3 separate regions of the Homo sapiens genome follow, and regions 2 and 3 are each linked to region 1. Evidence: chromatin contacts called from ENCODE Hi-C data. All regions are on one chromosome and are shown on one strand. The core of a region is the stretch at or near the end of the contact, and the rest is flanking DNA. Distances in the headings are between cores, read along the strand shown. Region 1 has its middle 40 kb from the start of LINC00703. Region 2 overlaps LOC107984195 (a long non-coding RNA gene). Region 3 overlaps LOC107984195 (a long non-coding RNA gene).

Evidence for each region. A loop is a pair of places that touch in the nucleus more often than their neighbours do. Pooled maps may share reads with other maps.
Region 2: a loop to region 1 is called in a pooled map, with 6 times the contacts of the local background. The contact joins two enhancer-like sites. A Hi-C loop is called at or near these places in 1 of 168 maps with a recorded cell type or tissue (endothelial cell of umbilical vein), 1 of 37 single-sample maps with no recorded cell type and 8 of 50 pooled maps.
Region 3: a map of ascending aorta shows a loop between it and region 1 (2.5-fold over the local background). The contact joins two enhancer-like sites. A Hi-C loop is called at or near these places in 4 of 168 maps with a recorded cell type or tissue (aorta, ascending aorta and heart left ventricle) and 4 of 50 pooled maps.

Annotation. Positions count from the first base shown.
Region 1 is chr10:4,342,215-4,346,527 of GRCh38, reverse strand. No RefSeq gene overlaps it. Among named protein-coding and RNA genes, the nearest start is that of LINC00703, 40 kb to the left of the region's middle. RefSeq lists an enhancer at 1,250-2,449. Within about 2 kb of position 1,892, at least 20 of the 41 ENCODE cell types and tissues checked have a DNase peak (open chromatin) inside an H3K27ac peak, as active enhancers do; they include ascending aorta, where a contact is called at or near this core.
Region 2 is chr10:4,032,649-4,036,961 of GRCh38, reverse strand. The region is part of intron 2 of LOC107984195 (a long non-coding RNA gene); the gene reads right to left. Among named protein-coding and RNA genes, the nearest start is that of MIR6078, 44 kb to the right of the region's middle. Within about 2 kb of position 1,986, at least 12 of the 41 ENCODE cell types and tissues checked have a DNase peak (open chromatin) inside an H3K27ac peak, as active enhancers do.
Region 3 is chr10:4,072,673-4,076,985 of GRCh38, reverse strand. All of the region lies in intron 4 of LOC107984195 (a long non-coding RNA gene), which reads right to left. Among named protein-coding and RNA genes, the nearest start is that of MIR6078, 84 kb to the right of the region's middle. Within about 2 kb of position 2,370, at least 4 of the 41 ENCODE cell types and tissues checked have a DNase peak (open chromatin) inside an H3K27ac peak, as active enhancers do; they include ascending aorta, where a contact is called at or near this core.

The DNA.
Region 1 (4,313 bases), core at 643-3,142:
TCTTAACAAATGACCATGTGAGACTCAACTCTGGCTCTAGCCTCCAGCTGCTTCTTAGCCAAATATTTTTGAGTCTGGAAAGATGACTGGAAATTACATCAAAACAACATTTTGCATGGATTATCTGATACGTCCTTATTTTTGGCCAGACCAAAAATACTGTCAAAAGAGACTGCTATTTCTTCTTTTCACCCTGACAGAAACATGAAAACTATGATCAAAGTTTTCACTGAAGGGTCCCATGTAATGTTCTGTGCTTTGTTTTTCAGCAAAAGACTGCTTTATAGTAGTTTGAATTTAGGTTAACATTTGAGATCTGGTTTTCTTTCTTGGCTGAGGTAGTTCAGCTCTCCTTTGTTTGTTTAAAAGGAAACATCAACTTTCCAATTTACTCTCTAAAATTGGTTTTTGTAGTTCCCTGCTGGACTGGAAAGGCACCATCTGTTTTAATAATACTGAAGTGAAAGGGGGAAAGTTTGTGAAATGGAAGTCAACTGGGAGTGCTCTTAGTCATCACAGCTCCACTTGGAGAAGAATCCACTGTTAAGTTCATGAATTTACGTTAAACCCTGGTCAACCCAGGTAGTGTAACAATCAACACAGACTTCCATGTTCTGGCAAGGGACAGTCAGTGAGAAAATTTTACATACTGGCAAACCAGCAGCAAAAATAATCAAAATATCAGGCAGGGAAGAAAAAAAAAAACGTAAACATGTACGAAGAAAACTTCAGCTGTGAAAGAAATACGATATTTAAGTTGACTAAAATCTTTCCTTTTTCCTTTAATTCATAAACTTCACCATTTTTGCCCCTCCCTCCCTCACTGCCTTCCTTCCTTCCTTCCTTTCTTTCTTCCTTCCTCCCTTCCTTCTTCCTTTCTTTCTTTTTTTGGACATTTACATATTATTAGATTTGTTCAGGTTTTGATCATTACTGGAAGATGAGAAATTCTTGCCTCCAAGCCCAAATAATGCTAACCCTTATTCTCTGGACATTTGACAGCAGAATTTCCTTATCCTGACACTGAAACAAAGATTCTATTTCTCAGCATTGAAAGGTCTGCCTACAACTCATCTGTTCATTGGTTGATGGATGGACTGATTTGTTCTTACCTGGAACTGATTATTTAGTAACTAAACTACACACATACAAACACACACACACAACAAATGCACATACATACAAACAAAAATTAAAAAACCACACACACTTAAACACATACAACACACATGCATACATAACACACACAAATATACACACACGTATCTGGGAGGTCCCAACCTTCCAGGGGGAAACTGTCTCATGCTGCTTAAAGCTTCCACAGGCCGCACCTGCTGTTCCAATTTGCCCCTCTCTCCAGTGGTTTGAAAGGTAAGCTGCAAATAAATGAGCACTATGTATAGCTGACCTTGCTTAGAGTGGCATTTTAATGCATTTGACTACACCTGCCTCTAATTTCAGTGTTGATATTTTAATGCAATCCAACAAATTTCTAGGAGTGAATTTGCAAAATTTAAGCAAGTATTGCAAGATGAGCTGGGAACAAGCAGGTGCTCTTCTGTAAAAATATACATGGGGCCGCTGCCGGCACTGATTTCCTTAGCATGTTATCAAATGCCCTGCTGTAGCAACAGTCTTTTTCTGTTTTCTTCTGATGCTTAACTGGAGGATGATTCAATCGTAGACCAAGAAACCGTGGTTGAATTACAACATTCAAAACAGCCCGTGTGTAATGGCTCAGAGCTCCTCTGGATGGATCTTGCATCTCTAAGCTAAATGCAAGTTCACAGATTCCTAAAAATACCCCCTGATGTGAGTCATCCTGTTCCAAAGAGCTCTGAAGAATGTTTTCCACAGAAGTGGCGAGGCACAGCCCCAGGGTGTGGAGCTCTCGTCTGAGTTATGTAGGCAACTTGCGTCAGCCACATACTATGTTATAGTCTCCATATTCCCTGGCGCTGAGCGTGGATAGCTGGAATGATCTGTTGAAATACAAACCTCTGCAGCAGCTTCAACTCTGCCTCCCATGCAACTTCCCCAAACAAAATGGATCTGTGTCAAAGGAGAGGTGCGCAGGTCACTCAAGGTGTGCTTTCTATCAAAGGGTTTTTTTCAAGAAAGAAACCCAAAGCCAGAAATAAACATGGTAGCCTTGGGCTTTAAGGAAAAAACAAAACAGACAAACAAACAGACAAAAAAAAAACCTGTCTTTCTTAAAGCTTCCCCATTTTCAGACTCTCACACTGAAAGTTGAGAGATAGTTTTGCCTCCTCCGTGAGGTGGGTGGAGGGTGCTGTGAGAGAGGGAATCTCAAGCTGGCCCAGATCAGCTGTGGAATAGATGCACTGAGAAGATGCTGAGGTTTCCACATAGATGCCCCCTTCTGTCACAAGTGCAGACTCTGAAGACGCAGTTGGCCTGGGCCCCATTGCTCTGCTGTCTCCAGGAGTCATTAGTGGCACTTTATCAGAGGATCCTGGATGAAAGGAGAAATCAAATCATTTTCTAAGAGTGGGACTTCAGGCATGTGAGCCTGTGTTTTAAGAGAGAATAACTCTTTTAATGCTCCGGAAACTGCACAGCTGGAAGACTGCGGCTCAATGTACACATGTGGATAGCACAGTTGCCTTGGGTCTTTCTTCAAAATAATAGGATATAAATTATACACGAGGAAAACAAGAGAGGGTTGGTGCTGATTATCAGCTTGGACAATCAATCATACACTTTAAATTTGAAAATAAAATATTTAGGGGCACATGGCTTCATTGACTCTAATAAAAGTGTTTTATCCTCTGATTCTCACAGAAAATCTCTAGAATCTTGCTCTTTTAAGAATTCATTATTCCCTTGTTTCCAAATAGGAGCTTACCAACTATACAATAATTTTTTAAAAACAATTTAAAAGTCATATGTAATTTAGAAATTTGTCAGATTACTACCTCGTAGTCTAAGCAGCAGTTACAAGGTTATCTAGAGACTGTTTCAGAATCTTTAGTTTTTGAGCCCTATTAAAAGAAACATATTCCTTACTTTATAAAGACATAAATGGTCAAGCAATTTTAAAAAGCAACCAACTAATACTTTATTAAAATTCATACAAAAATTTACCATCTTAACCATTTAATTTGAACAACTCAGAGCCATGTAGTACAAGCACAGTGCCGCACCAATGTCATCACTCTCTGGTTCCTGAATGTTTTCATCCCTCCGGAAGGAAACCCCACACACATTAAGCTGTCACTCCCCATTCTCTCCTCTCTGCAGACTCTAGCAACTCTCAATTTGCTTTCTGTCTGTGTGGATTTGCCTATTCCCGCGATTTTATCTAAATGGAGTCAGATGGTGTGTGGCTTTGTTTACTTAGCATGACGTTTTCCAAGTTCATCCATGTGGGAGCGCATGTTAGTGTTTTTCTCCTTTTTATGCCTAAATCATATTCCATTGTATGGGTGGACCATGTTGGGTTTATCCATTCAATCGTGGATGGGTATTTGGTTTATTTCTACCTTTTGGCTATTATGAATAATGTCGCTATGATTATTCATACACAAGCTTTTGTTTGAACACCTGTTTTCAGTTTTGGGGGGTATATACCTTGGGGTGGAATTGCTTCGTCATAGGGTAATTCTACCTTTAGCTTTCTGAGAAACCAACAACCGTTTTTTCACAGTGGATACAGTGGTTTCACCATAGTCCTTTCCCACCAGCAATGTGTGAGGGTTCCAGTTTTTCCTCATTTCCAGCAATACTTGTTATGTTCATTAAAAAAAAAATAGTTACTATAGCCACCCTAGTGGGTACGGGGTGGAATCGCATTGCGGTAACTCATTATTAAAATGCAATCTGAAGCAGCACCGGAATTACTGTGCACAGAGTGAGGTAAACTAGCAGGCTCATTCTATTTTCTATTTTTCTTTTTGTCCCATAAGAATATTTAGGCCTATTCTAACAAAATGGCCCAACTCTCCACTTTTTGCAGAGGCAGATGACATTTAATCTATAGCCATGTGTGTCTGATTGAATACACCATCTCCCACTACTCTTGTAATGGCAGATTTCTTGGAAGGAGTGGTTATTTACATTCTGGTCCTCCCCATTCCCACCCCTGGCTATTTCTTGACTAACGCTGATGTTCTACTTTATCTACACCAGAGAGACATTTCCTGCAAAGGTCCTCATGCTACCTTGGTCCCTCCATCTAGTCTCCTATGTTGAGTCCTTCTGCTCCTTGGCCTGCACCAGGCTGACCCTGCTGGCCTGCAGTTCTCAGAACATGCACTTCTCTTAGCATTCATGGCCTGCTACTCTTCTGA
Region 2 (4,313 bases), core at 737-3,236, 310 kb after region 1:
TCCAATTTCCTGTAATTGAAGAGCTTGTTTGTGTTTTTCTTTTAATAGGTGGTGGTCAGTATCAAATCACTTCGTTATTGACATTTCACTGACTACATTTCGTAGAACAAGTTCATAGTTTCATTTTTATCTGTCCATAGTATCCTGAAATTTGCATCATTTGCAACTATTTCAGCATATGAAGAAAAATTTTGTATGTCCGTTAAAAATGACTGAGAGTTTGCATTTTGCAAAACAACAGGATACAACAGTGACAAACATTTGGAGATCAATGTTCTAAAGCATCCTGAAACATCCTTTCTCCCACAAAATTACCTGAAAATTCACATACTTTTTATTCATTTGAATAGCTTTGTCACTTTTCTCAAAATAGTGATCAATGAGAAATTCGCTTTATTATATGTTTCTATGATGGACTATGTATTATTTTGTTGAATTAAATAACAATTCATCACCATTTTAAATGATTTTCTTTCTTGAAGCTATTATTTCTGATGAAGTTCACTTTGTTTGGATTTAGAAAATCCACTCGGAGGGAATGTTTACCTTTCCTTTAATAATATGCTTTATACACGTTTTAACAGTAATCTTACAGCATTTTACAAATATGTATTTATTTATTCATTCATTCATTTATTTAATTATTTTAGAGACAGTGTCTCTATCATCCAGGCTGGAGTGCAGTGGCAAAATCTCAACTCACTGCAACTTCCTCCTCCCAGGTTCAAGCGATTCTCCTACCTCAGCCTCCAGAGTAGCTGGGATCACAGGCGTGCACCACCACACCCCACTAATTTTTGTATTTTTAGTAGAGATCAGGTGTCACCATGTTGGCCGGACTAGTCTTGAACTCCTGATCTCAAGTGATCCGCTTGCCTAGGCCTCCCAAAGTGCTGGGATTATAGGAGTGAGCCACCGCGCCTGGCCTAAAAATGGCATTCTTAGCATCTAGTAATCTTACAACATTTTAACAGACACACACACACATACACACACACTTAAGGACCTTTAGCTTTTAGCACATTAGAAATATATTAGGAGTTATTTTAAATATTAGCTTCATTAGACATACAAAATAAAAGAAATAAAATTACAGTAGATAATTGAAACTTGTAGTACATAGCGCGTAGATGTAACCATCTGGACTCAAACTGGGAGGAGCAAAATATAATCTTAACTGATACGTTCTGTTCTGAACAGATGTTTCCAACCCCACATGGAGGATGTGAATCTCTTAAAATAACACATTTCCAGGAGCAACATTAGAATTATCAGCAACACATTGCTGCTCACTAACCCTAAAGAAAGAGTAAATACAGACAGAATTTCATAAGTGCCTTCAAGATGGGAGAGGATTGTAATTTACTCTTCAGGATATTTTGCTATATGTGATAAGTGCCCAGTAAATATGTGTAAATGCAGCTGTACCCACAATTCTGTTCAGAAGTTTCCATATCCTGAAACTAAGGCAGGTCATGTGTGCATGTGGGTATGTGCTAACCATTCTAAATCAAAGGCGTGTCACCCCTGCCGAAGCCCTCGCTGTCAAGAACTCTCAGCATTCCTTCTCTCGGTTGAAATCCGGGACTAACGTTTCCTCTATTCAGAAACATTCAGTTCTTTCTTGCCCGTGCATGGCTAAGTGATCTTGTCCTTCAGATGAGATCCTGCATCCAGCTCCTTTGCCTGCATGTAACTTTTTCTTGCTTCCGGTGTGACGAATAAACCAGCAGTCATCTTGCTTTTAACCATCACCCAGAGTATTTAAAAGGGAAAAGTGGGAGGCGTCAAAAAAACAGGGGGACATGAAAGACATAGGACAAAAGTAATCATGGATAAAGACTTCCATCTGCTGCACGTGAAACAGTGTCTGTTTACTCTGGACTTTGATGGGTGCCTGTTCTCTACAGCAGGAATGAAGCAAAAAGTGAAACCATAATTCCTCCCCAGAGTGACAGCATTCTGGCCTGGGGAGCCGAAGTGTGCACATGAATCAGTCGCCGTTTCAGGCTAACATGACTGGAGAAGCAGACAGCACCTGGAGACCGGGTCTGGAAAGTGAACCCCACACTAAGTGTACTGAAGTGTGCAAGGGTCTTGGATGGAAAACTAGAATCCCTATTTTTAAAAAAAATCATGGGCATCTAAGGAAAAGAAAATACAGGCTCCAAGTTTTTGAATTAAAGGGGCTTTAGAGCCTGCTAAGCTGACTGACTTGATTCATCCAGAGGTCAGGTGATGTTAAGTGGCATGTCCACAGTGGAGACGCCAGACTCTGATAGGAACCCACTTCTTCGGATCCTTCTAACTTCCCTATGGGGTGAGGCGGGGAGTGAGGAGTTAAGATTGGGAAGCTCAGATGAAACTCTACAATCTAAAAGAGGATTCATTAAAGAATATGGGCCAAAGGGTTCAAAATCTATCACTTTCTCAAAACACAGTGATAATTTATTGCAGAAATAGGCTGAGAAAAATTAGGGTTCAAATGGAAAATCAGAGAGCATTTAGGAGAACATTAGAGGCCCAAACCAAAATGGGCTTTGTTTTGTTTAATTTGGTTATGTTTTGCAATGAGCAAAGTGCTCGGAAAAGGGCCCCATCCTTGAAGTAGGGGGAGAAAGGGCCTTGGGGAGGGTTGGAGGATAGAGGGACGAGAACAGGACGGGGGCGGCAAGGACAGGCAGGGACTCTGCCCCAGGGAGAAGCTTATTCGACGCAATTCCGCACAGTGGGCCCGGGTTGTGTGTCGACCAAGTCGCCCATCGCTCAAGAATCCTTAGTGCAGTGAGCGAGCATAGGGCCTTCAAACTGCTGTCCAGGGGACATTCCTAGTGTGAGGCCAGGCGGGTCCCAATACGAAGGAGAAGAGGGGCTCTGTGTTCCAGGAGCAGGTCTTTGGAGGAGAAAGTCCAGAGATCCTTGCGCAGTGAGAGCAGGTGCCCTTGTGCAGGGAGTCATAGGCTTGGGCTGGTCCAGAGATTTGGGGACAACCCCAGGGCCACTCATCTTTCCAAGGAGGGTCTATTTGTCTACGCCAGATCCTTAGAGCAATACTTCTGTCTCAGAACCTCTTCTCAATCCATCCGTGCTCCATCTCTAAATCTGGCAGGTGGCCCTCAGCACACATCTGCCTCCTGCCTCCCAGGCCCACCCAGCTGTGAGAATTATCCTATGCTGTGTTCCAACAGAGCCCAGGACTTCGTCCTCGTCCTGAGGTCCTGGGGCAGGAGCGCTGTCCTGGCTCCACCAGAAACCATCTGGTGTGGGTGGAAGGGGAGTTACTCGGTATTCCCAGTGGCTATTACCTCCTGTGTAAAGTCAGGGTGAATTTCTAAGCCCTTCACTAACTTTCAGTTTTGATGCTATGACTAAGAGGACCTTTGTTTTGTTTCATTTGGTTTTTCAAAATGAGTTGTGTGTGAATTTTTTTACTATGCCAGAGTCCAAGCAGAAAAGAAACCAACAGAAGGAGGATCTTCTATGACGGCTTCTTGTTAACATTTAATGCAAATAGAGACCTTCTACGAGACTCAAGACCAGGGCTGGCCCAGCCGTGGTGCATAGTGATGCTGAAGAGAAGGAGGTGGGCTCTGAACCCCTCCAACAGTTTCAGGCCTGTCTCCAAAATGTACAAGGTTGTAGCTTTGGGAAAACCACTCAGCCTTTTGACACCTCAATAATTTTATCTATAAAATGTAAATAAACTGTGCATCCTACCCAGAAGGAATGTTGTAAAACCAAAATGAAGTATTGCACGGAAACGGGTAGAAAAAGTGTCTGGCTCATGGTAGGTTCTCCATGTCTCTTCTGATTGCATGGTCAAGACTTGGAAGATGGGAGTTAATGCTGTGCACTGAGCATACTGAGGCCAGAGAGCGCTCAAGCAAGGCCAGGCAAGAAAGCAGCATGGTGAATCCTGGGTAAGCGTGGTGGGAGATGAGTGACATTCTGATATGCTGCAGAGAGAAATAGAGGGAGTGGCTCCCCTTCTCACAAGGGTGTCCTGGTATCCCGGACTGGACTAGTCAACCCTCCACCTCACCCTCTGCTGTCCCCCTGTCTGGCTATAGTAATTGGAGGAAAGGTAAGCACTTCATACAACAGAGCAGTAACAGCCCCTCTCCCCAAGGTAGCTGTCCACTGCAGGGGCCACAGGGCCATGTCCCAGTGGGAAGCTGCCCTGTGATTTTCTGAAATTTCCAAATTGAAACTCAGAAGTCCTGGCCAGGCGTGGTGGCTCATGCCTATAATCCTAGCACTTTGGGAGGCCAAGGCGGGTGGATCACTTGAGGTCAGGAGTTCGAGGCCAGCAT
Region 3 (4,313 bases), core at 1,121-3,620, 270 kb after region 1:
GATTAATGGAAATATGGAAGCAGAACAAGACAGGAGATGTCTGGGCCACTGAGTGCCACTCAGACAGCCAACCAAAGATCATGTTCATTTCTGAGCAGACAATCGAATCAGAACCCTGGCTCTGGGACCTGTTCAGAGAAAAACAGAACTAAAGAGAGGACAAGGGAGTGTATGGCACAAGATGACTAAAGAAAGTCTAAGTCTTTGATCTCAGAAAGAGAAGTTTAGAGGCACCTGATACCTAACTTCAGATAGCCAGCAATTTGCCATGACAACGATGAACCCTGCTTGTTCTGGGGCCACAAAACAGAACTGGGAGGAATAGCTCAGGCTGTGCACAAATAGATTTTCTGGCTAATACAAGGAAGGACCTTCTATAATGGCCAGTATTCTCTGAAAATAAAATTGAACTTCTCAGGGAGGTTTCAGCTTCTTTTGAAGAATTCTTCAGGATGGAGAGTCAATGGTTAAGACGCTTGAAGGTGGGAGTTGAGCCTCAGACTTATCTGGATTAAGAGTAAGGACTGTCGGCAGGGTGTGGTGGCTCATGTCTGTAATCCCAGCATTCTGGGAGGCCAAGGCGTCAGATCACTTGGGGTCAGGAGTTCGAGACCAGCCTGGCCAATATGATGAAACCCTGTCTCTACCAAAAATACAAAAATTATCTGGGTTTGATGGCAAGTGCCTCTAATCCCAGCTACTCAGGAGGCTGAGGCAGGAGAATCACTTGAACCCAGGAGGAGGAGGTTGCAGTGAGCTGAGATCATGCCACTGCACTCCAGACTGGGTGACAGAGGGAGACTCCATCTCAAAATAAATAAATAAATAAATACATAAGAGTCAGGACTGTCACATCCCTTTCAGGTCTGTGTTTCCTATGCCTGCATCTTCTGGAAAAGCTCTCACTATATCTAAGCACTAAACAAATTCATGTCTCTGAAAGAGTCCATCCAAAGTTTGAACCCCAATGCCGTTCAACACCTAATGGTATAAACAGGTATGTGTTCAACACACAAAATCTCCAAGGAACTAGTGTTATCTCAATAACTCACAGGGATCTCAAGAAATGACTGCCAGTAAAGATCATCCTTTCAGAGAACTTGTATTTGTGAGAGCATTTTCTTCTTAGGTCATCCTAACTAAAAGGAACGGAAGGGAAAGGAGGGGCGGGTGTCTTAGTTTTCTGGGGCTGCTTTCATGTAGTACCACAAACTGAATGTCTTAGAAGAACCGAAGTTTATTGTCTCACAGTTCCGGAGGCTGGAAGTCCAAGATCAAGGTGTCAGCAGGGTTGGCTCTTCCCGAGGGTGTGCAGGAGAATCTGTTCATAGCTCTCTCCTGGCTTCTCATGGTTTGTTGATGATCTGTTTCATTCCTTGGCCTGGGGAAGCATCACTCTGAACTCTGCCTGTTCCCTGTGGGTGTGTGCATGTCTGTCTCTGTGTCTGAATTTGCCCTTTTTCTAAGGACGTCAGTCATATTGGATTAGGGCTCACCTTCACGACCTCTTTATTTCATTTTATTTGCAACAGGTTCTTGCTCTGCTGCCCAGGCTGGAGTGCAGTGGTACATTATCAGCTCACTGCAACCTCTGCCTCCCCGGCTCAAGCATCCTGACCTCTTTTAATTTGATTACCTCTGTGAAGACCCAATCTCCAAATAAAATCACATTCTGAGGTATTGGGGGTTAGGACTCCAATATATGTTTTTTTTTTGCGGGGGCAGGGGGACAAAATTTAATGTATAACAACAGGAAAGTGAAACAGTCTTACTATATACCCAGAGAAAACCACAAGAAAATAAACAGAAAGTAACCTAACTGTTAGCTTTCTATAATGGAAAATCGAATCAAATAATTTCCTCACTTAAAACACTTCAGTTGCTTGTCATTGCCCTGGGAATCAAGTTCAAATGCCTTCCCTTGCCTCCGGGCGCCTGGCTCTCCATGGCCTGGTTCCTTTTTACCTCTCTATCTGTATCTTCATGCGTTCCCCTCTGCACACTCAGCTCTGGCCTTGCTCACTGTCTGGGTTTCTGGAATGTGCCTTGACTTGCCAGCTTCAGCACTGGGAACACTGGTGTGCCTCTGCCGGGAGCATTTCTTTCCCACCCTGTCTGCACCTGAAACATCCTATCCTTTTGGGTGCAGCTTACAATTTTCTTACCTACCCATAGACTGGGCCAAGCACCTCCACAGGGAGCAATCACAGCCCTGAGTATCCAAAGGGTGAGACGAAGCTCCACCCTAAGCCTGTGCCTTATATCCCCAACCTGAAACAACCCCATGTGCACTAAGTGGTCATGAGATCAGCAAACTGGGACAAACACTCACCGGAACAAGCCAGCAGTGAAGACAAGCCACATGCACAGGCAGCCACCCTGATGAATCTCAAGCTCACTATGTTAAATCAAAGGAGTCATACGTAAAGTGCACATGGTGTGATTCTGTTGATATGAAATACAAATGCAGGCACAGGCAGTGTTTGAAGAGTCCATGAAGGAACTTTCTAAGAAAATGAAAAAGTCCCTTATCTCATTCTGGGCTTTGCTAACATGAATATATACAATTGTTCAAAGTCATCTAATTGGACACTTCAGAGAAAAACAATTTAATATTGACTTTTTACTGCACTATCTTTCTCTAAGCATCTCTCCCCAACCTGATAAGGCATTTGCTCTCAGCAGAGGCCTATAGAAGTCATCCATGCCTCCAGTTTTTAAAAGCAGCTTTTCTTGCCATGTGTTGTTCTAAGCTGCCCCTCTGGGTGTGACTTCTGGCGGCAGCTTCTGGACTGACACATTCATCCAGGCTTCCAAAGCTGGGCTGCAATGGCCTCAAGTGATGCCTCTGTTGCCTGCTGAGTAACCAGGCTTGTCCTCACCAGACCTTTAGAAAACACTGGATCTCAACTCCATTTATGGGAATTATTCCACTTCCTGTTAGATTGCATTTGGGAAATAATTTGGAGTGCCACCTCCCAGTGGTGTTTTTTATTCCTTCTGACTAAGCTTCTCTCTGGATTCTTGGTGAATGCTCAATATCTTCAAGGAAGGAAGGAAAATGATAGATAGAGGAATGATAGATGAATGCACACATAGAAGCAAAAGCTCCAGTCCCTCTCAATATGTTCTTCCCTCCATTCCTCAGCAAAGCACCATGATTCATGAGCATAAAAGGCCCTAGGAAGAATGTTTATGTTGCATCGTGTCATACATGATATTACATGGTTTCCCAAAGCACTATCAGAAAACTGTATAGACTAAACAGATACTGACAATAAATGGATGTCGTACAGACAACATAGAACTCTCGCCATTTTAGGTACTCAATGGGAGGGTTTAAATGGGCCTTTAAAAATCTTCAGAACACCAAGATTTAAAGAACGACTGTGACACTTAAGCTGTTCAGCCCATTGTCCTACCTTTAGGAAGTGGATATGTTTCCTCTAGAGTCTTTCACTATCATATTTAAAGAAAAGAAAGAAGGGGCTGCAATAAACACCATACATTATTTACCAAAAAAAAATTCTGGGAAAGGTTGTTATAATGACTCTATATCCTTGCATAATTTCTCACGTGAATCAGTCAGGGGCCCAATCCATTAGAATGTTAAAGGGATTCAAAGAGAGGAAACATCAGGTAAGGTAAGATATATAATCACACCTTTTTTTCGGTGGTAAGTAATAGAAATCTAACTCAAGCAAGCTTAAATAAAAGCTTAAAGAAGTAAAAGCTATGGTTCTAATAAAGGAGTTAAATCTGACATTCAATAGGACAAAGGAATCTTTCTAACCTACATATTTTTATGTGGTCTTTGTGATAAGAACAAAGCATGTCTGGGGAGCTACAAAGGTACAATTATTACTTAATAGGTCATCTAGAAAGAGCTAGAGGTAAAACAAAAAGGCTTTTGGTAAAGCAAATGAAATAATCTGTCAGTGATGGGTCAGTATCGGTCACCCACTGGTCTCTGCTGGGGCAGACCCATGCTTCCAGATGCAGTGTTGGAGAAGATTTCACCGCACGATGTGAGTCAGTGCAAGCCTAAGGGTCAGTGCCCGAGAACATGCCCAGGGATGCAGAGAGAAGCCAAGAGTAGACCAAGTTCACATCCCAGAAAGAGCATTCCTGTGATGGAGGGGCAACTGCATTGTGAATTATGATCAGTATTCTCGATGCTAAGATGAAACTGTTCTTCTTTCTACAACTTTATTTCAACCATATCTGTCATTGCCAAGAATATTTGATGACTTATCCCCTTGGGCAGTTTCAAATGGCACAGGGGAAATGGGAGAGATTCCATTTCTATTTCT